3 separate regions of the Homo sapiens genome follow, and regions 2 and 3 are each linked to region 1. A link is a loop called in an ENCODE intact Hi-C map of the cell type or tissue named here. Cell type or tissue: CD4-positive, alpha-beta T cell. All regions are shown on one strand. Region 1 overlaps NFKB1 (nuclear factor kappa B subunit 1). Region 2 overlaps NFKB1 (nuclear factor kappa B subunit 1). Region 3 overlaps NFKB1 (nuclear factor kappa B subunit 1).

Region 1 (8,000 bases):
TCCCATTCCTGGTTTTATTCATAGATTTGTGATGACTACAAGGAACAATCAGCCAAAAGTCTGCGAGAATCAAGCTTTACAGGCAAAATGACCTTACGGATACCAATGACCCCAAAACGGTATGAAAGTTTCAAGAAGACATCCTTTAAATGTAAATCTACAATCACACTTCATACTAGTTATTTTATATTAACAGGCAGTGAAGAGTCACTAACTTTACTTTTCCTTTGACAAGAAGCACAAGAGCCAGTGAAGAAGCCTAATGGTGACTTATATTGAATGAAAAATGGTCATTTTCCCCTATCAGGAAACCTATTAATTTTTACCTAGTCACAGGTAAAAACTATTAAGAGCCACATGTAAACGTTTTAGTAGTTTTGCTTTAAATGCACTTTAAAGCACACTTTTTTTTTTTTTTTTGAGACAGAGCGTCACTCTGTCACCCAGGCTGGAGTGCAGTGGCGCGATCTCGCCTCATTGCAAGCTCAGCCTCCAGGTTCACACCATTCTCCTGCCTCAGCCTCCCGAGTAGCTGGGACTACAGGCGCCTGCCACCATGCCTGGCTAATTTTTTTTTTTTTTTTGTATTTCTAGTAGAGACGGGGTTTCACCATGTTAGCCAGGATGATCTCGATCTCCTGATCTCATGATCCGCCTGCCTCGGCCTCCCAAAGTGCTGGGATTATAGGTGTGAGCCACCGCACCCAGCCTAAAGCACATTTTAAAGAATGGAAATAAAAATAAGAAAATAGATATTTTAATTTCCTTTAAAGAAAATGAAGTTTTAATTAATTTTCTTTAAAATAATAAAAGCATTTTCCTTTAAAGTGAGGAAATAGAAATGATTCACATCACTGCTATAAAAACTGAGAGAGCAGGAACAAATATCTTTACTAAGTAAATAATTACACAGGATTTTGGCCATAGTTTTGGAGTGAGAGATACACGTGAACCAGCAAACCATCTCTCCAAGGAGGATGAGGAAGATGCTTCGGGTCGATGAAGGGAAGGAGACAAATGGAAAGGTAAGAAGTGGGCAAGGGCAGGAGCCCCATACAGCAGACTGGTGGGAGTAGGGGAAAGACAGTGAGGTGGGAAAAGCAATCAGGGGCAGGAAGGAGGAAACCTCAGGAGCCGAACCCCATCTTGGTTTCATGCCAGTGCAGTCGCTCAGCCAGAAAGGCTGGCTGGGGTCACTGGGCTCCCATCACCAACGTCCAAGCTCTGCTTCTGCCGAAGTGGCTCCCAGGCTCCTTGCCTCTCCCTGAATTCTGCATATGCCCATCAAAGGGCCTCGCTGTGTCTCCAGCTAACTCTCCCTTTGCAGTGTTGGAAGACCTCTGGAAAAAACAGTTCCTCAACTTGTATTTTCAGCCCACCTAATTAATTCCTAAGAAAACCTGATTTGGGCAAAACTCTGGTGTTCCCACTTTTCCTCACTTGGAGCTGTCTTTCTGCTTTTGAAAGACACCTTTTCCTCCTCAAGCAAACTTTTAACCTTTCTGTGTGGTGATTTCAGAATGCTTCATTTGATATACATTTAATCTGGATGTTGTCAAGGTATGTTTCAGTAGACTTCAAAATTATTATAAATTACTGGCTTTTCAAACTTTTTTTAACTTTATTTTTCTTGACAGATGTGACATTTTTACTTTAGTTTCTCCCTCTTAAATGAAAAAACTGTTTGATTTCTAAAGTTTAAAGTTTGCCTTCCCCCAGCGGGATGCTGAATTTCATTGTGGCTTGATGGCTGTTATACCCACAGATCAAAGGATCCTACATCATAAAGTAACATTCTCAACTAATGGGATTTTAGATATTACCTACAAAGGTTTGTTTTTGTTTTTGCTACTGTTAACATTACTAAAAATAACATGCACCCAAACATAACAGAAGAAAAAGTAAACTACAGATTTTTCTTCAGTTGTTTTCTTGAGATTTCTGCTTACCTGGTACAGATCATTTCTCATGTTGATAATGTCATCAGAAATCAAACCAGATGTGACTTCTAGTAGATCCCTCACAAGTTGAGAATGAAGGTGGATGATTGCTAAGTGTAAGACACTGGAATGAAAACACAGTGGCAATAATTAACTAAAATGTTAATGAAAAAGAAAAGATTCCCAAGATGTGATTAGACTCAAGAATGGAATCTGCTCTCATACCTAGTTTTATTTGGCCCTAAAATGTTTTGAATCTATAAAATGCATTGAATCTGAGGTGGGATGCTGTCTCCAGAGGACTGGTCCCTCCCAACTGCCTACCCAAGGCTGCTACGTTATTTGTGGTACCTTCCTGGCCTCTGGGAGCATTCAGGTCTTGACCCCTTGATGTATAAACACACTGAGGCTTCCAGCCCAGAAAGACCTAAGCTTAAATCCCAATCCTGCCTCTATACCATGGCTTTGGGCGGTTTTCTTCTCTACCTTTCCCCCTGACTTTTCCTGACACACAGATTCTATGTAAAATGAATGCCTGGCACTAGGAATTGTTCAGAAAAACTTAGTTACCTCACTTAGCCCTGCTGCCCTCCTCCAAAATACAGTGTGGTGGTTTTTTAAAGATCTTTCCAGATCCCAAGAGTGGAGAATGGAGTGAAGCTTTTAACTACTGGAAGAAAATTCTTGCAGTAAACTTGTGAAGAAACAAAGTGATTGTATTTCCCACCACTCCTGCAAACATTCCAGCAAATATTCCCTCTGCCTGGAATGTTTTTGCTCCTTTCTTCTGCCTGAACAATGCCTACTCCATCCTTTATATTCCAGTTCAAACCTGACATCCTCAGAGAATACTTTCCTAACCTCCTAGGTGGAGCAAGTTGTCCCTCTCAAATTTACTGCTTGGTTATGCAACTGCAGTTTTCTACACATTTTTCTCGTTCTCTGTCCTGTCATCTCTGGGGCAGGTTCTGTCTGAGTCAGCCTTACAACCCTAGCATGCAGTAGAGGCACAAAAATAAGAATGATAGAAGGAACTTAAGAGCTTACGCTAATGAGGCTGAACATACTGGTGGTGTCAAAGTCACTCACAGGAGCGTAATTCTTTTAATTATTAAAAAACATACTATTAAAATTCAAAACAATAACAATAACAATCATTTTACCAGTGGCTACTATTTGTTGGGAGCTTTGATTTACCAGACTATGCTAAGCATTTGATATATATTGTCTTTTTACTATAACAATAATCCTATGAGTTAGGTAATATTATCTTCACTTTTCAGCTAATGAAACTGAGACTTGCAGGCGTCATATAACTCAGTCAAGGCCAATACGTGGTGAAGCTGGGATTCAAGCCCAGGCCTGTCTTACTCCAAAGCCATCTCTTAATCCCTTAAGCAATCCTGCATAGGGGATACATGTGCACTGTTCTAAAGACATTCAGATGAATGTCTAAGAAGATGACCACTCCAGAGCATGGACAGATTGAGGTGCAGAGCACACTAAAGCATCTCGCAGCAGCACTACATCTGGGACACGAGGTACAGGCTGGATCTTCTCTAAAATAAGCTATCAGGTGCCACTTTACTCAAGCCTCTTCCTTAGCAATAGCAAGTATATCGTACTTGGGATTAACTCCGGCACAGAAGAGCCTAAAAAACTAAATTGTGATTTTGCTACTTGAGAAATATTTTAAAACGGATGATCTCAGGGTTTCACTATTGCTTCTTGAAATGTGATACTGGAAGAAGACTTCTGAAAAGGGCCTAAACTCTGACATAGACATGATGCACATACACCAAGAAAAAGGTCATACTTCTAAAACTGCTCGAAAATTTCCATGTGCCGCTCAGCATTTCATAGCAGAAGTACATTCCCCCTCCCCCTCAAATCCTCACACCCTTATGGGAATTTCCCCAATAGCAGAAGTTTTATATATTTTTCTTTATTATATTTTCTATGATGACTAATGGCCACAGGATTTAAACTATTAGCCAAATATGACGAGCTGAATTAAAACAAGAGACTTGGGCTGTGATGGCCAAAAGCTGCCCTATACCTATGCTCTTATGAGGATCCTCTGGTCTCTCCAAGTCCCAAATCTGTGGCCTCTCTGAGAGCCGGCTTGTGTGAGTGTGCTTGGGTCTTAGGAGGGAACTTGCATGTGCCTCGCCTTGTATCCCTTCCAACAATCCTCCCTTCAGATATCAGCACTTCCTTTCTAACCTGTATGTGCTCATCTTCTTAGACTTATCAATTTAACAGGTCCCTGGAAATGCCACTTGAAACACTGCTGTACTGTCTTGGTTAACTGCTTTTTCTTGTGGTTGTATGCTACTGAATGCTAACTGGATTATTTAACCCTGAAAAAGAATTCTGCTGTTCATGGCTTTATACCAAGAAGGTTGTACTGGTTCCTCTCATACTGTATAACAAGGCCAGTGGTTATACCACATCCTTGGTTACGTTGCAAGGAATGAGAACAAAGGTGTCTCTGCTTGAAACCCTGAGGTTGTTACTTTCCTAAAGTGCTTGGTTTAATTTTTAAACTGAAGTCTAAAACACAGCACTCAAGAGCTCTTCCACAGAAAAGGATTTCTCTATGTTGATGCTATTTTAGGAAGGTTTTAGATAAGGCACTTGACTTGAATGTGAAGGCTGCTGTCTCTTGTTATTTTTATAGGCTTTTGAGATCATTTTAGAAGTCTCAATGAAAGGACTAAGAGAACTGTTTTAGAAAGAAGCCAGGTGGCTTTGCAAATACAATCTCAGTAATAGCAAGAATGGAAGGCATGGTGTTTGGAATGTTCCACTCCCACATATGGGCTGGAGCAGTCACAAAAGTCTGAAACAGTCATAGACTGATGACCATCAGAAGAGGGAGCAGAGAAGAAACCAGTAACTGGGAAATAATGACCAGTCCCTCTTAATCTTTCTGTTGTTGTTGCTGCCTTTATTGGGCTTTTTCTTGAGTACACTGTCATAAATATGCAGCTGGGATAACAATGCTTCAGGGATTTGGTAGGACTCTTAACAATTCTCCAAATATTACTTCAATAAACAAAGCAAGGCTTTTCAAAAAGTACCATTACCTACACACATCTTAGTTTTCTTGCCCAGAGAGATTCACTCTTAGATGAGTCCTCCAGCTACTACAGATTCCAACAGATGACAGCAGCAGGATGGAGCAGCAAATTGTGCTACTTAACCTTATTCACACATTATTTTTCTTCATCATTCCAGTTAGAGGACTCAATATATTTGAACAATTATTTTTATCTCTAGTCAGTATGCATTATACGATGCTCTTCTTCTTCCCCACCCAGGACAACCTATCATGCAAAAGTTCTGACTTACCTGTCCCCATTCTCATCCTGCACAGCAGTGAGATGGCGCTGGACGGCCAGCAGCATCTTCACGTCTCCTGTCACCGCGTAGTCGAAAAGGGCATTGGCATGCCTCTTTGCAAGCTGCATAGCCTTCTCTAGAAAGAGGTTATCTGTAAGGCAATGACCACAATCATAGTTGAGTGTTCCTACTTTTGTTTTATGGGTATGGCATGCTTAAGGACAAACTGACCAGCATCAGTGTTCTGACACCTTGACATATCATTTTAGTTGAAAATGTTCTTTCAATGCTTTTGGATTGTGTGGACTAGAAAAAGCAGAATTGGACACTGGGTCACTGACAAATATAGTTAGAGATTGATCTTAAAGAATCTGTGTATGATTTGTTAGAGGAAAAAAGTTTAGAAATGTATTATTTTAAGGGAACGACCATTATCTGTTATTTTAAGGAAAACAATCTCCAAACAATGTTAGATTTTACCATGATTTTAAATCACCAATATCTTGGTGAAATAATCCTTCATTGGAATCTCTAACAATTAGCTTGTTAGGCAATGTGTGAAAAAACACACATCTCTGCCATAAACAGAGACGTTCAATGAGCCACTCACGTTTTTGTAAAGTTTGTTCCATTAAGGTCAGGGAATGGCATTTGTGACCTTTGGGCCAAAACCTGTTTATGGCCTGCTTTTCATATAGCTCCCTAGCTAATCATGGCTTATACATTTTTAAAGGGGTGTAAAAAAAAAGCATATGTGATAGACACCACATGTGGCCACCAACTCTAAATATTTACTACCTTTGCTTTTATAGACGTCTTCTTAGTACGATCTAGGATGACCTAGAATCATGACACATATGCTAATAAGTATTGGTTCACAGTAAACGCAAAAGTACATTTTCTCCTAATCCTACTTCTTCAAAGAGGGCACAAGATAAAAAGAAAAGTTCCTATTTTAAGGCAAAGTTCTATTTCAGTATGACGGTTAAGCCAGAATCTAGACAGGGTGACTATTAAGCTTGTGGAAATACTTCTCTATTTATCTGTGCCAGAAAAGAAGTTGATTATCTCTCACAATACCCTAAAACTGCATGATTATGACTGGAGAATGTACATATAAATTTCTGTCCTTTACATTCAAAGATAACAGAGCAAAAATGGAAATCCCAGTGTGAATAAAATGATCTGACATATGCTTTTCCAAAGGCATACAGAACTTTGAAGAGTACACTAAACTAGATATTGATATATCATCTTTAGATTAGCAGATATCTTTCTGCACCTAGGACTGACCCCTCCCCAGCCAACCAACAGAACGTAATTTGTGTGCTCACTTACCCTGAACTCCAGCACTCTCTTCTTTTGTTCCTGTTGCATACGTTAGAGTGACCTCACCATTCCCAACGGTGGCCTCGCTGGGCTCCTGATCTTGCTCTGTGGTTTCAATAACTTTCCCAAAGAGGTTTACAGTGTTTTTGTCATCACTTTTGTCACAACCTTCAGGGTCCTTTTTAGATTCAGTGTCCATGGTTCCTAAGATAAATGCAAAAACATCAGATTTTTCTCAGTAAAATGTATTTAGTGATAATTCGCTATTCCAATGTAGGTCAGATAAAGGTAAGAGACAAGTTTGCTGCAAAAGGAAAAGAAAAATAATAATTTAAAATTCTTTTAAAAATGGTCATATCATAAATACCATGTTTTGGAGATATTCTAAACTCATTTCTAAAAATCATTTTTAGTATACTTCTAAAATCTTAAATCTCATTTTGCTTATTTGTAAAGGAGAAAAATGAAATAAAGCTCTTCTATGAATTGCAGGAAAGCTGAATTTTTAAAGTTCTTGAAAACAGAGCAGTTTTTTCCTAATGCTAATGAACAAAGCAAATCATAAAGACGTGTTGTCGACTCACATTCTTTAGTGTGGGAGTTATCCAGTGTACCATTCCTGATCACCCTCTTTCAGGTTCAACTATGTTATCTGACAGATACTATGAGAGCATCTAGCTTTTCTGCAGGAGACCTGCTTCAAATTCTTGTTCTGCCACTAACTTCTGTGTGCCTTCAGTGAGTACGAACATTTCTGAACTTTGATGCCTTTTGTGTGCAAAATGGAGTTACTATTTTCCATATAGAGCAGTCATGAAGATAACAGTTAAAACATGTAAAAGCACTTGGCACAAAAATAGGTATTCAATAAATGGGAAGACTTCTTTATAGTATTATTTCTTCCATGGGTACACTAGAATGGACCTGTAATATAAACTATCAACATGTGGTTTAACTGCAGCTTCTCAGGGGATGACTTGATGGGAAAAGACCGATCCTATAAAACTCAAAATGATTTCAGAAGTGTACTATTTGAGAAAAAAAGAGACAGAATACATTAAGTTTGATGATGTTTAAAATATTTGAATAGTCAGGTCTCTGTTGTCTCTTTTCAATGCTCTTTTCTTTCCTCTGTTCATGCCACTTACAAAGTAAATATATAAAATATATAAAAGTAATAGAGTTTATACTAGCCACAGGAAATAATATCTTTTGGGAAAAGTATCTTCTTAGTTTATTTGCATTCATCAATTATTTGTCAAGATGATAATACTGTTGTGATAAGTAATGATTTTAAAAACCCTTTTTAGCATTAATTATTTTTTTCCTTTCTTGGTATTAAGAACAAAGCATTACTTACCATGCTTCATCCCAGCATTAGAT
Region 2 (8,000 bases), 73 kb after region 1:
ATGAGACCTAGGTAGTTCTCATGTGTACAAAACTTTACATAGGGTTGGACAACGTTTACGTAACAAAGGGATTTGAGAAGCATAACTTGGCTATAAAGTCCCCAGAGGCAGGGACCTGGTCTAGCTTGCTTACTGGTATATCTTCAGGGCCAAGTACATGCTTATCACAGAACAGATACTTAAATAGTTGTTGAATGAATGATTTGAAGCTTGTACTCTCTTAGAAGTATAAACAAAATAATATAATCCTAGAAATCAGTATTTCCTCTATGGTGGTAAATATACCCCTCATCTAGCTATCCAATGTCAAGGCCTGAAAGAATGCTAGAGAGCACCTCTGGGACTATTTACAGAATAACTGAAAATATAACTGACAGTACAAGGAGTAGACAACTAAGCACTGAGCTCACTCATTTCTTTTACCTTCAGTTTCCTAGCATAACACAAAATACCTGGAATCTAGTGGGTGTGTTAAGCTGAATAACGACCCCCTAAACATGTCTGCATCCTAATCCTCAGAAACTGTGAGTGCTACCTTATATGACAAAAGGAAATTTACGTATGTCATTAAGGTAATGATAATAAGATGAAGAGAGTGTCTTGAATTGTCCAGGTGGGCCTGATGAGAGGGGTTCAGGAAATCACACTGAATAGTAGGAAGTATGACAAAGGAAGCAAGAGGCTGGAGTGATGAGAGGGTGCACAGGGAAAGCAGGCAGCCACTAGAAGCTCAAAAGGCAAAGAGATGAGAGCTGCAAGAAGGAAAGCAGCCCTGCCAACACCTTGATTCTAGATTTCTGAGCTCCTGACTCAGAAGTATAAATTTGTGTTGTTTTAAGCCCCAAGTATGTGGTAATGTGTTAGGGCAGCAACAGAGTGGGCATGCAGAATATTTTGAAGAAAGTACATTTTATCTTAATAAATTACTATTCATTACTTATCAAAAAACATTGTAACCGCTGGCTCATTTAGGACTTTAAAACTGTATTTCTGAGCTTGCTATTTATTTTAGCCTAAAGAAGTTATATGTTTGAAATGTCTGTGGACAGCATGGAAACCAGCCATATTTTACTTTTTATGAGAGACTAGTAAGTGTGCTGAACTAGCTTTTCGTTTCTTTTAGTAGCCAGTATTACAGTTTGTCTCCTGCCCTTAGTAGTAAATTATTGAAAGTTCTGGGGTACTGAAGATCTTCGTATGCCTAGTTAAATTAAGAGTAAGAAAAATCTCGTTTAAATAAACAGTACTTCAGATCCATTTGAGGGATGCAAATTTTCAACTGAGGAACAAAGAATGCGCTTCACTTCAATGCTTATAAGATTAAAAGCTCACTGATGCTATTCATTGTTTGCTGAAAAGGAAATACAGGAATGAAAAACCATGTTCTGCAAAAATGGGCCTCATTTCATACAGGATTTTAACAGTCTCAGAGCAAACGTGATAACCTAGCAGGAAAACTCTTTCCTGTGGTGGCTAAATGACTGGCGAGTGGGCAAAAGGGCTCACCTTAGGAGAGAGATATACTCTTCACTTCAGACTAAGAGAGAAGTTGTGTTGTGCTGCAGCTTGCATTGTTTATTAGGTCAGGGTGGAGAGCAAATTCCAGACTCCACTAAAACACTGAGGACATGCAAACTTTAGGAAATATAAACCACCAAGCTCAAGCCAAGAAAGAAAAAAACTTCAAGACCGCTTGCCTCAAAAATGGAAATGTCAGAATATGCCCCACCCCTGTTACTGATGATCGCAAAGATGCCCACATAAGAAAAACTTTCAAAATGAATGTTTTCAGCAGATTTTACTCTTCTGTGGCATAAAGAATCATCTCTTGTTGATAAGATTTCCTGTGTACAGACAGGAAAGGATGGTTTAAAATCAAGCAGACACAATCCTCATGCTGGTTAGTTCGCCCTTAATTGTTAGAGAAAGCACAATAAAAGCGAAAGGTAAAACAAACGGTTTTGATAATACAATTAGCCAAATGTCTTTGCTGCAATAAAAGAAAATGTTCCTAGATTTATCCTAAATCACCATTTTAAAAATAAAATTAGAAAGGAGCATCTTAATGTGAAAAGCAATGCAGTCATTCTTTCTAAATCAATCAGAATATCACCCGAAGTGATAAATGCTATATATGTCCATTTTATTTATAGAAATGATACCAGAGCCTTTAAAACATATTCCACTTCTGTTTTTATTTTTCTGGCTGATTCTTTGCACGTGTAATTTCAGAAATCCACTATTTTAAATGATTTCCACTAAAATTTAAATGTGACCAGGCTATCCTGGCACCTAGTGTTCCTTCACCTTTTCTAGTCTAGCAAACTACATCTTTCAAAACACAGCTTACGAAGACTTCCTTCGGAAAGTCCTCCGTAACTCTGCTCTTCCTCCAAGGTAGCACCTAGTGATGCTGCTTATTAACATTTCTATCCCGCTCTGCGCAGACTACTACTACAGCATATATCACCATATGAAAACAATGTCTCTGTTCTTCCTATTAAAATAGTAGGTTCCTGAAATTAGAGTGTATATATCACTTATTTTTTCCCCACTAAGCCAATGTTCTGGCACGTAGTAATACCTCAATAAATAGCTGATGAATGAACAAATCTCCATGTTTTAAATACTTCTTGGAATCATTACATAAATAATTTAATATTGCCATTATAATTGCTCCAGAGTCTGAAAATTGCTTCCAAATGATTATGTATATACATATACATATATACATATATACACACACACACACACACGAAAAAGAGAGCAAAGAGAAAAGCGAAAATGTCGGTTTTAAGAACCAATGTAGATTTGTTAGATTATTCCAACATTTCTATTTATTTTTTCCAACATTTTTCAAAATAAAATATAGGAGAAAAAGAAAAAAGGACACTGCTATCCTTTCATAACTACTAATATAATGATAGGAACAGTTTTATGCTTACAAAGCACATTCATTGAATATTTTTGACTCATCCCTGTTAGTGTGGTGCTAGCATTTCTATTTTACAAATGAGAAAAGTGAGGATTACGGGGACTAAGTGATTCTTCAAGTCTGAGGAGCTGATCTGTAGTAGTCAGTACTTATATAAAGATCTTCAAATTCTGAGTTCAAAGATCTTTTCACTACAACAATCTGTCTCCTTACTAGATGAGTTTTAAATAAAATTTTTTTTTGGTATAAATTGATGGGGTACAAGTGCAATTTTGTTACATGCATAGATTGTATAGTAGTCAAAACAGGGTTTTTAGGGTATCCAACACTCAAATAACATACATTGTACCCATTAAGTAACTTCTTATCATCCACCCCCATCCCACTGCCCTCCCATCCCTCACCTTTCTGAATCTCCATGGTCTGTCATTCCACTCTCTACATCCATGTGTACACATTAAATAAATATGTCAAGGGGCTGTAGTGGGTTAAACTGTGTTCCCTCCCAAAAAGACACCTTTAACTCCTAATCCCCGGTACCTGTGAATGTGACTTTATTTGGAAATAGGGTCTTCGCAGATATAAACAAATTAAGATGAAGTCATATTGGATAAGGGTGTACCCTAAATCCAATGATGCCTTTGGAAGAAAAAAAGAGGAGATTTAGGTTTAGAGACACAGTAGAGACACGCCGGGAAGAAGCGCACGTGACAATGGAGGAAGAGATTGGAGCGATAAAGCTACAAGCCAAGGATTCCCAGCAACCAACCAGAAGCTAGGGGAGAGGCATGGAACAGATTCTTCCTGAGAGCCTCCAGAAGGAACCAACCCTGCCAACACCTTGATTTCATACTTCTAGCCCCCAGAACTGTGAAATAATGTATTTTGTTGTTTTAAGCCATCAGGTTTGTGGTGATCTGTTATGGTAGCTCTAGAAAGCTAATACAATAGCTATCCTGTAGCATATACAATTTTTGTGCAACAATATGTGTGAAAGCGGGTGTAAGTTACTCATTTCACATGACATATCCTCTCCAACTTCACATGAAAGGACAGAGAAACTGAAATTAAAAAAAAATTTACTAATTTTAGAATTTTCCTAATGCTAACTTACTAATGTTGCCTTTGCATATTTTTGAAATATGAATATATTTAAATAAAGTTATCAGTGAGATTATGACACTTACTTGTTCAGGCCTTCCCAAATATGGATCATCTTCTGCCATTCTGAAGCTGTGTATTAAAACAAAACAAAACAAAACTGTAACACTAGAATGAACTTTAAAAATTCTATCACCATGGAATTCATGCAGGAATAAACTGTATTATACCAGTAAGACCAAATATAATCCTTTTTTGAAGACCATAGGAGGAGGACATGATGTAGTTCCTCTTTGGTATCTAAATCTAACAGCAAGGAGATTGCATAATCTAGGAATTACCACTTACGTATGATTCAATACCCTCGTGTTAAGCTCGCCACAGTGTCCTGAGTTTGGTACAAATCATCTTTATGCTTTGTATAAAAAATCATACATACTGGGATTCTTAGAAGCCATTTCTTTTTATCGCCCTCTGAACTTCAACGATTTACAGTCTTAGTTCCTTAAGTGTATTGTTTTCTAACCCTTCATAAACCTTGTGATGGTCCCAGAACTGTCTCAAAGTTTTATACAAGGTTGAGAAGCTCAAAAGGGACTGATCAGTACTCTGCATAACACAAGGGGAGGACTGCTATAGTGTACCAGGCTCTGTCCTCTAGTGCAGGCGTCCCCAAACCCTGGGCTATGGATAACGCAGCACAAAAAGAGGTGAGCAGTAGGCAAGCCAGCCAAGCTTCATCTGTATATACAGCTGCTCCCCATCGCTTGCATTACTGCCTGAGCTCCGTGTCCTGTCAGATCAGCAGTGGCATTAGATTCTCATAGGAGCATAAACCCTATTGTGAACTGTGCATGCAAGGGATCTAGATTGCCCGCTCCTTATGAGAATCTAACGCCTGATGATCACTGTCACTGTCTCCAGATGGGTCACTGTCTCCCGTCACTCCCAGATGGGACTGTCTAGTTGTGGGAAAAGCAGCTCAGGTCTCCTACTGATTCTACATTATGGTGAGTTGTATAATTATTTAATTACATATTACAATGTTAATAATAATAGAAATAAAGTGCACAATATATGTAATGTGCTTGAATCATCACAAAATCACCCCCAGCCCCCAGTCTGTGGAAACGCTGTCTTCCACGAAACTGGTCCCTGATGCCAAAAAGGTTGGGGACTGCTGCTCTAGCGTGTTCCACAGAAGCAAGCCATGTTTCTGCTGTTGTCAAGCTGGTACAGAAACTCTGTAATATTAAAAGTGCAATAAAAATACAAAAATAAAAGTCCTTATTATCAAGGCTATAGGTCTCAGATTTAATCAACTCCAGCTAAACATTAATATACTGCAGGCCCTAGCAATCTTCTATTACCCAGAGGCCCTCCCTGATAGAAGCAAGGAACCACATGGTCAGATAAAGATAGTATCTAAAATCACATATCATTTGAGATTTACTTCCTTGAGAAATGTCCTTATTATTATTCAAATAAAGGTTAATTTTATTTAAATTTATTTAGATCAAATTTTAGATATGTGACATGAAAAATGAGAAAATTAAAGAAACACAAGGCTGAGGGTAAATATTAATTCCTGGGGTTATTTTTCTTTTTTTTTTTCATAAAGTCTATCTAGCAGTCATGAGTACTTAGGACTGCAGATGAGAATGTCAGCTACCCATCAAAATATGTTGTCTCCTTTTCCATAGAATTAGTATTGTAGCTGGAAATGTGACTGCTTACCTAGTGTATACCCTACACTTCGTTGGAGTTAGAGATGGCCATCTGACCAAATGCTCACCAGTGCAATGTCAGAACTCTTGCATACCACTTCCAGGTCTGGGCTTAAGGCCCTTGACATGCTTCCTCCATAAAAACTCAGACATGGAGAAGACCTGGCTTCTACCAAAAACATGATGATTAATAGCCTAGGGGATGGCAGATAAATGAGAGGGAAGGAATGAGGATCCCTGAACAATGCCATGAGACAGATCTGCTCTGACCATCCAGGCTGCTCATGCTGGTGGTGATGAGAGAAAGAAATAAACTTTGTTCTTTAACCCAAATGCACTGTCAGGTCTCTTTGTTCAAAGAGTTTAGCCCTCACCGTAATGAATATATCACATAACACTCCAATAAGCACAAAGCCCTCCAAAAAAGAATCTGATTTTCAAAGAAATCCTCTCCTGCTGGAGCACTGTGTGAGTGAGGAAGAGTGAGAAAGCTGATGAGCATTCTAGGGGGATGCAGAGCAGTGTACAACTTTAACAAAAAGGAAAGGGCAGCTCTGAGTCCTTCAGAACATGAAGTTCATGCAGATTTGCAGGGAAACATTTGTCTAAAACAAGAAAGTATTGATTGAAGATATACAGACAGCCACAATTAAACAAATCTCAATTAAGACAAGCAGTTAAAAAAGGGAAATTTGACCTGATAGAGTAAAGAGGGTAAGTCGCTTGAAATTTAAGAGTTCTATCATGCTGGCTGTGTGATCTTGGATATTAACTAAACTCACTGTGGCCTTTGTTTCTTCATCTGTAAAAATGACAGATTTTGATGGAATGGATTTTTGAAAAGAATATAACCTTGTTGAGATTAGAATATGTTAATTAGCAAATAAATGCCTATTCAAAGAACATATCCCCTAAGTCTTAATATTTTTTGGTAAACTTGGATTTTTACACGTATTTATGAGTATATATCTATAGTAAAGAATCATTAGCATAGTTTTCAGTTATAAGAAGAATACTAGTAAAAACATTACACTTAAATACAGTACTGAATACCAGCTAGAACAATCAATGTCAAAATCCCTATCCTTAGAATACCACAGAAGCTCAAACTTCCAAGAAAAATATTAAAACCATCTTTGCCCTTAAGCTTTCTGTCGATCTAGACTGATCTCCTGAACCTTCATAAATAATATTAGCCTATGGTCCTCAAAAACAGAGGTGAGGCTGTTGATGTGTTAATTATACTGATTATATACATTTAAACCTGTGGATGGTTTTCCAGACTTCTGAATGTAAACAGTTAACATAAAGCAGTCCTCACTCTAATTTTTAAAATTCAAACGAAACCTACTTTATTAGAACTGATGCATGATCACTACTATAGCTAAAACCTTAATGAAAATCTGTCAATTGCAGGCACCCAACTGCCAAATTAAACATGATCTTCCCCTTCAATATCCTCCCCATGATTTATACACCAATTCTTGCCAAAGGATCACAGTTTCAAAAGCCTAACAGCAGTCCAAGGCTCACGTGGGTGATAGTTAAAATTTGAACTTTTATAGCCTTTGCAATACAGTTCACTGTAAAGAGCTGAGGTAACAGTAACGCTATGGTGATGTCAATGTTAATTCACAATTTAAAAATGAAATGTCAAAAGAAACCAAGAATCATTTGGAAAGGATGAATCACTAAGTAATATTTGCATTAATTATAAAAGCAGGTTTTATTTCTAAAATGTTGAAATACCAACTAAGCGTCTGGAACTAAAGGATTAGAAAAGACCAGGGAAAACCCCTTCTACCTCCCTGTTCCCCCAGCCCTTCCCCTCACTTTCCCTTGTTCAATTCTTTGCTTTTGAGGAAGGACCTTGAAGCCAAAAGGGCGATAGTAAATTTCCAGGGGAGAAGATGGGACTAATCTCTGCATCTCTTTTCCCAGTAGTGAGGTTTCTAGGAAGATTTTCACACCATGGAAAAAGAAATAGAAAGTATAGCTAGCTAGCAACAAATAAAATAGCCAGTGAATTGCTTGTGTTTTTTCACATGAAAAACATAATGTTACAACTAGCTTAGTTCTGAACATGTGATGAGTTCTATAAAATGCCTAATGGGTTATTTTCTGAACCTGTGTGACAATGCCCCCACTAACACCAAAGTGTAGCACATGAGCTTCTTGGTGAAGGCTGTAGGACTGAGTGGATTAACTTGAAAGCCACAGAATTGAGCCATTAAGGA
Region 3 (8,000 bases), 63 kb after region 1:
TTAGTATCAAGAATTGTTACTTAGTCACAAAATACTAGAGCAATAGAAGTAAACAAAATACCATAATTTATATTTTTTGTGCCAAGCCAGTCAGAAAAAACTCCCAGTTTTTCGCTTAAAGTTAATTCTTCAGTCATTATAGTCAGTGTCAATGCTGATAACATGTGTCTTTCAATCCCCTTCTCACAAATATACACATACATAAAGGCACAATATTTATACATGTGACACACAGACACATGTGTTAAAAAGGTAAGTGCTGGGCCTGGCTTCCCCAATACCTGAGTACCCATTGACCAGTGAGCCTCTCTCTCCCTTGTTTTCAAGAGTTATCATTCACCATGCCTTTTTACACCATTGTCTGCCCATAATTTGTCCCTTATCTCCCTGCCCCCAGTACCCCAAATGCACACATTATATCTGAGAGGTTCGGTGAGCAATAGCCTGCTGCAGGATATAGAGCCACTAGTCTTGTGAGAAAGGCCAGTTATTATAATTCCATTCTCTGAGTCTGTTTGGGTTCACAGGCATTGCACTTTTTACCTACTGAGATTTCTAAGAGATTAAAAGAGATAATGTTATACAAACCACTTGGCAAGTCTTTGGTGTTTAATAAGTGCAAATTAGTTCTTTATTGCTGCTCCTCATTCCTCATCAAGGTTCTAAAGGATGTGAGGCCATAAGACCGTGGTCTGCTTCTGTGGACTTAAGCCATCATATTTACCCGCCTAATTACCTTTAATAGAAAAAACATCTTTCATTCCACAATTGGAGCTAAGAGACTTAAAATGCAACTATGACTAGTAGTACCCATACTAAATAATGGGTGAGTTTCACTTGAAAGGTAAAGAACGACGTCACAACATTTTGTCTTTTGTTTGGGAATAAGGATAAGAAATTTAACAGGCCTGGGCCTAGAAGATGGATAAGAGGAAAAGGAAGAAACAAAATGCAAGGCTGGCAAAACCAAAGACTGATTTCTTTCTTTTTTTTTTTTTTTTTTTTTGAGACAGAGTCTCGCTCTGTTGTCCAGGATGGAGTCCAGTGGCACAGTCTCGGCTCACTGCAACCTCCGCTTCCCAGGTTCAAGCGATTCTTGTGCCTCAGCCTCCTGACTAGCTGGGACTACAGGTGTACACCACCACACCCAGCTAATTTTTGTATTTTTAGTAGAGATGGGGTTTCACCATATTGGCCAGGCTGGTCTCGAACTCCTGACCTTGTGATCTGCTAGCCTCGGCCTCCCAAAGTGCTGGGATTACAGACATGAGTCAACGAGCCCGGCCAGATTTCTTTACATCACAACTTTGCTGAGGGCCTGCTCTACTGAGCTTCATCTACTTACAAAAACAAACCAATAAAAAGACTGAGTCCAAAAGTATGTTACACCCTGAGGGGCACACACACATAGTGAGAACTATTTTGTCCAAGCCTTGAATTACTGACTAAATAATAACTTTTATAAAAAACTAAATTACAATTGTTGACTGCGTTTATCTGCAAAATGATTACCAGTCTATGTTTATCATCAGTCAGTCTATGAAACATAGCATATTATGAAATTAAAAGTCTCATATTAACTTAAAGAAAAATATTCTCAAATAAACAAACAGCCTGAACATGGTAAAAGGTATGACCAAATACACCACCAGCATGTCACGTAGCAGTTCATTCCAAGAGGGCCACACATCTGCTCAGGCCAAGGCCCTAGGGTACTTTCAGGCTCTCTATGGAACATGTACACATTTTCTCATTTAATCTCTAAAGGACCTTATGAAGTATATACTATTAATATTTTTGTATTTTATACATTAAGAGACTGAAGTTTAGAAGTATTGGTTAAACCTATTCAAAGCTACACAGCTAATAACAAAGTCTGGATCCAAATTCATAATCTTAAATAATATACTATATAATCCATACACTCAGTCACTTGTTTGGTTTTTCACTAAATCTCCAAAGAGTCAAAATCAACCATTTCTTTCAAAGACTTACTAAAGTTTCAGGAAGTATCCAATTTTTAAAAATATTTAAGATGATCAAGAAATAGTAAGTTTGTTAGCTAATGCTGAAGACATTTCTACTAAATTGAAATGTTAACAAAGTTTTAGTATCTGTCACTTCTATTGCTAGGAGACAAATTTCTATTTAAAAATTTTAATAATCATGTGAACACTTCAGCTTAGGAGCGAAGGCAACCCGTACTCATTTAAAGCAATTCCTTGGAAATCGTAGGAAATCAAAATTTCCAGAATTCAAATAGAAGGAGAGCTACCACAAACTTACTTTGACCTGAGGGTAAGACTTCTTGTTCTTTTCACTAGAGGCACCAGGTAGTCCACCATGGGATGGGCCTTCACATACATAACGGAAACGAAATCCTCTCTGCAAAGGTGAACGTTAAGCCAATTAAGTTTGAGAAATACTTATTAAAAATTACGGCAACAAAGGTACATACAAATTTTTAAATCTTATGTCTACTAAATGAGAGAAGAAAAACATGAAACTGTGAAAGAGGGCTCCGTAAACAAGAATCACTTTTCCCGTAATCTTACTACGAAAAATGGTATTAATTGATATTTGTACACTAAGATATGGCTAAAAAGCCAGGTACCTAAGCCCATGGAACCTCTCATGCTATGCATGTGTGGAGAGTAATCTGCTGAAGAGTTTAGGCTTTAGACTTAACATGTTACGGCTTGTTCTAGTCAGAGCTTCCTTGTCTTAAATTGCTGCTGCCAAGCTCTGAACTGTACCATATTAATAAAAGTTATGCTTCCTTGACTCTTACTTAAAGACATTCCTTTATCTACTCTGATTACAGCTGGTTCAGCAGGGACTACAGACATGTTTATTTAGATATACTGTTTCAGCGTTGTAGAACACACCCTGTGCTAGACCCTGCATCTGTTAAGCTTCTCTCAGCATTTCAGAGGATAAGATTTTTGTTTTTATGATTATTAATATGGTCAAGCTCAAGATTGAATATTAACCTACCAGAATGATTCCAAAACTAGGTAGTTCCCTTAAATACTATCTAACCCAGAAATTTTATAGATATAGTTAATTAATGAAGTTAGCTGGAAGCCTTCACTATATAAACTACTGTGGGCTGATAAACACCTAAGAAGTGTCATATTTTTTCATTTGTACAAAAGGGAAGATTATACCAGACCATCTTTAAGGTCTACTCCAGTTCTAACTTTTTATGATTTATAAAGTTAACTTATTCATATTTGTATACAAAGAATAAAACAAGGATAATTATGACCTCATCATCATATTAAGGGAGGTTTCGCTGTATTTCCTGATTCAACTTTATAATGATGTCAATCAATTTGTGGTAGTGTTAGTAGTTTATAACCACATAGTCGCTTAAGCAGATGATTTTCTTTTTACAGATTCACTTTTTGGTGAAAAGAAAATACGTTAAGATTTTTTAAGGAACATTCTCACCTTTTGTTTCTATTGTGGGACCAACTCTGCATATACAGCACTAGATCATCTGCCCATCAGCTCATCACACCCACTAGCTGCTGGTGGGGGTTCACTCCCTTACTCATTAAATTGTGGAACCCCAGCAAACATGCAGATTTTGACAGCTTTGAGCTCATGAACAAATGTAAAACGTATGCACTACTTAGACTATACTACATTTCATTATGCCAAGTAGGGTCTTGCAGTCTCTGAGCAGTCCAGGTGCCTTGAACTGATTTAAATCTCTGGGAAGCATCTGGAACTGTTCCTATATTATCCAAAAACTTCCTGATTTCCAAAGATCAGTCCTCAAACACATTTACCAGATAAGTAAGGCCTAAAGTAAATTCCCCGGTCTGGGAAATTTCCTTAATGCACACAAATGTCTAAAGTTTATGATCAACTCATCACAGTGAGACCTAAAACAATTCCTTGGGAGATTCCAGATCTAAACACAAGGGAAGCCTTTGGAGATGAAGTTTCAGAGGTAATTCCTTTGTTTTGATTCTCACACAATTCATATTTAAAAATAATTTACAATTTCAGCCCTATGCCTTTTGTAAGCAAACACTGTTGGTTTTTTAAATAATTAAATGAAATTTCTAAAACCATGAAAAAAACAACACATGTATAATAGCCTGCAGAATTAGCTAACCATAAGAATAGAGATTTACTTGACTGCTAATTTAAACACAACTTGAGTTTTTGAACAGTATTAGTTAATTAACACTGATTAATATGCAACAGAACTGGATGTTCTAAAAATTAGTAGTCTATGCTATGACTCATCTCCGTCAGAGCTGGGGAAAATCTGTGGCTAAGAGGTCCCAAAGAAAAAAGAATCTTTTTCTAACTTAAAAAAAAAAAACAAAAAAAACCCCAAAACCACACACACACAATTCATTATCTTTAATCACAAAATTCCTTTGGGACAGTTGGAAAAATATAGACACGTATGTGTTTATATCTTATTGGGAGTGGTGTCAAATAGACAATACTTAATAGATATTTTTCATGGTTACATACGAGTATCTAAATCCTCAGAAGTTTTTAATCTGAGGATGAAAATTTACAACTGTTTTCAGGAAGATGTCGTCAAATGCATTGTCTGGATGCATTTCTGATTCTAAATTTCTGAGATCAAAATTTTGCCTTTAATCCACATTCACTCATCTCAGTAACTCCATTTGCTTAAAATGAGTCATCAACCTCAAAGGCAAGGCTACATCCATTCAGTCAGAAAGTCTGACTTGAATACAACCTTCTTACTTTCACTGAATTCAGATATCAAAATAGCATCACTTTGGTAAACACATTGTTTTACTCACATAAGCTTTTATATGAATTAAATTTTGAATTTTGGAACTACATTAACCCTTCAGGTAAATCATAAATGCCAATTTTTCCTTATAACTGTTGGATCCATAATAAGGAATTACATTTAAAAATTCTTATTGTAGTGCTATGCTTATGAAAATGATATTGGAAAAAATACTTTGGCATATGCAGACAAATTTCAGTTGATTTCTGTTTCATAGACTACCTAGATCTTAAAAGCTGGGAAATTTTCCAGGATGCCAGAGCCCACAGAACTTTAAGGGATAAAATTTCACTGGGAATTGATGACCTTCTCTGAGAAATAACTGCTTAAAAGAGTTGAACATGGAGGTAGAGCAATGGAGTGTTACTGGCAACCTGAGGAGTCAGGATGTGACACCTGCAAGAACTAGAACCATGCCCCAAAGTTTCATGTGGCATTCTTGCCCCCACAGCAAAAACTTTCATCTAATTTCAACCTTATAAGGATAGCCTGTTCAGCAATCATTAAGACATTTATATCAAATGCTGACCAAATATAACACATATATAATGTCACGATTCTGGAAACCACAACGCAGTGGATGCTTTATTTAAGCTTGTGACCTAGTTAGCATGTGTTAAATGTTACAAAATGCAAAAGTGTTTCACTCACCTGAGCTAATGAAAAGAATACTTAGAAAATGTATTGGGTAATACAGCTGCAAGAGGACAGGTATCCATATCCTCAGTCACACACAAATGTGATTAGTTTATCCATCCAAAGATTTACTGACTGTCCTCATTCTGTGGGGAACTACACCATTATTTCCATTCCCTAATAACTGAAACCTCCTATAGGCAGACATTAAAGATTGCCTTTCTTTCTCTTTCACAGCATTGGTCCCATCCAATTTCCTATAAATATCCACAGAGTTGGATACAGTGAGGAGGCCATTTCAGTTCTGAGCTATTCTCTACAGACTCTAGTGGTAAGGGGAAGCACCTGAAAAAATGTTCCTCTCCTGACTCCAAAGAGGCTGACACCAGAGGGAAGAGAATTCAATAGTTCATTCTAACATTTTACTTCCCACTGGTACTTTCAGTATGTTAGGTTACATGTTCCAAAGGCAGCACAGAAAAGGCTGGGGCTACCAAAGGAAGGAGGAAGGCTAAGAGGTACTACATGTGCAAGGATAATAGATGGATATCGCTCAGTGCATGTGAACTGTATGCATACGTATTTCCTTATAAATGAAAATGAATGGAAATCACCTCTGCCTTTCCTGGGAGTGGCTGGTAAGTTAAGCTGGTAGAGACAGCAGAATACTGTAATTAACTGTAATTCTAATACTGTAATTAACTGCAGTTTTACAGAACTACATACTGAGGCTCAGGACAGTGTGAACAATGAGTAAGAGAAATGTAAAGTGAATGAATAAAGCTGTTACATAATTTGTCAGGTTGTTGATCTTTCAGATAAACTACTTCCTTCATAGAACTCATTTACTATTCTTCAGTGCTTATGATCTCAATATTAGACACTGGAATCTAACATTTAAAGTCCCACCCCTTTAATCTTACCTGTTTAGGTTGCTCTAATATTTGAAGGTATGGGCCATCTGCTAAAAACAAAAACAACAAACAGAAACCAAAAGAAACTGTGAGGCTTCTCAAATTTGGTATAAAACGTAAAGCAAGTAAAAAACTGAAATTATGTTTTTATGTAGAAATTTCAAATCAATTTTTGGTTAAAATTCCACAAGGATATAATTTCTCTTCCTTGTCTGAAATATTAAATTAACCCTTATTTTAACAATAGTTTTACGAGTTTAGCGAACCACAATAAGTAAATGTTTGTTGAAAGGTGATGGCACATTTCCTAACCCAATAAAAGGCATATGGCCGGCAAGAATTGATGTCAACAGCCTTCATAATCTTGTCTCCTAACAAAGCATTTTAAAATGACAAATACCAATTAAAAGCAGCAACCACTTCTGGGCACTATGACATTTTCTTTGGCCTTCACATCATTAGACACTGACTTTCCTTCCTCAAAGAGAGTGTGCTTAATGTGAAATTAAAAGATACTGATCTAGCAACCTGTATGTATACGTCTGATAGACAGATAATGATCTCAGGCTATCTCTTTTTCCTTACACTAGGTTTTCTGTTCCCGTCTTTACTTGAAGGGAAAGTACTGCCTTCATTCCTTAACTGGTTAGTTTGTTTCCCCTTTCCTCCCCGACACTCCCAATGTAATCTGGTCTATCAGACATGGTAAAATTTTCATATTAATCCATAACTTTTGATGTTTATAAGCAATTTTGAATATTGTGCTATCATATAAACTGTGTTCTAAAACATCTCAGGCATTTTATAAAATACTGAAAATAATTTAATTGAAGATAGGTACATGCAAATTAGTTATTGTAAAAACGCAAAGAAAACTAGAGGCTTAATCCATACCCTAATGGTATCTGACTTGAAAATTCAAAGGAAAATCAGAATCTCTGACAACATAAGTACAAACTGTTCAATATGAAAAAGTCCTTAAGCTTCCCAGCTGATTTTTATGTCAATAGTACAATAATCCATAGCTTTGCAATAAATAAAGGCATATGGTGGTTCTCATTTATTTGAATGTAAATTAAGATGTTTGGTGCTAAAAATATTTTAGGAGAATGCTTGTATGTCCATTTTAATCTTCATTTTCTCTCAGAAAGAAGCTCAAGACCTCTTATTTTAAATAAATTTGTAAGGAGATAAACCTTCAGGTTGAAATTAAAAATAAACTATAACACAAAAGAGAATTTTCTCAAAATTTTTTTTATTTTTTTTTGAGACAGAGTCTCACTCTGTCACCCAGGCTGGAGTGCCATGGCACAATCTCGGCTCACCACAATCTCTGCTTCCTGGGTTCAAGCAATTCTCTGCCTCAGCCTCCAGAGGAGCTGGAATTACAGGCGCCTACCACCATGCCCAGCTAATTTTTGTATTTTTTTAGTAGAGACGGGGTTTCACCATCTTGGCCAGGCTGGTCTTGAACTCCTGAGCTCGTGATCTACCTGCCTTGGCCTCCCAAAGTGCTGGGATTACAGGCGTGAGCCACCTCACCCGGCCAGAGAATTTATTTTTATCTTTTCAATATTATGATAAATCAGGATAAGGCTAGAGAACTGGAGAAAACAAGGGTATAATTACTTCCTGTTATTATTCAAGAAATT

Evidence for each region. Peaks named below come from ENCODE experiments on the same cell type or tissue, not always from the same donor. Only the 100,000 strongest peaks of a DNase experiment are listed, where the experiment ranks them.
Region 2: a loop joins it to region 1, with 2.2 times the contacts of the local background. A loop is called at or near these places in 2 of 110 quality-filtered maps.
Region 3: a loop joins it to region 1, with 2.6 times the contacts of the local background. A loop is called at or near these places in 2 of 110 quality-filtered maps.

The regions. Positions count from the first base shown.
Region 1 is chr4:102,594,959-102,602,958 of GRCh38, reverse strand. It overlaps NFKB1 (nuclear factor kappa B subunit 1), which reads right to left. Exons shown (of 24, transcript NM_003998.4): 13 at 7,978-8,000; 14 at 6,627-6,821; 15 at 5,298-5,439; 16 at 1,950-2,064. LOC105377347 (a long non-coding RNA gene) reads left to right here. Exons shown (of 2, transcript XR_007058205.1): 2 at 25-444. Among named protein-coding and RNA genes, the nearest start is that of NFKB1-AS1, 96 kb to the right of the region's middle. RefSeq lists an enhancer at 1,129-2,328. In CD4-positive, alpha-beta T cell, no CTCF peak of the experiment used is centred here; DNase peaks (open chromatin) are centred at 3,798 and 4,368; H3K27ac peaks cover 2,231 bases.
Region 2 is chr4:102,521,680-102,529,679 of GRCh38, reverse strand. It overlaps NFKB1 (nuclear factor kappa B subunit 1), which reads right to left. Exons shown (of 24, transcript NM_003998.4): 2 at 4,123-4,168. The coding sequence starts at 4,161. Among named protein-coding and RNA genes, the nearest start is that of NFKB1-AS1, 23 kb to the right of the region's middle. In CD4-positive, alpha-beta T cell, no CTCF peak of the experiment used is centred here; a DNase peak (open chromatin) is centred at 4,389; H3K4me3 peaks cover 1,145 bases; H3K27ac peaks cover 2,339 bases.
Region 3 is chr4:102,532,243-102,540,242 of GRCh38, reverse strand. NFKB1 (nuclear factor kappa B subunit 1) reads right to left here. Exons shown (of 24, transcript NM_003998.4): 4 at 6,358-6,398; 5 at 2,287-2,385. Among named protein-coding and RNA genes, the nearest start is that of NFKB1-AS1, 34 kb to the right of the region's middle. In CD4-positive, alpha-beta T cell, no CTCF peak of the experiment used is centred here; a DNase peak (open chromatin) is centred at 4,692.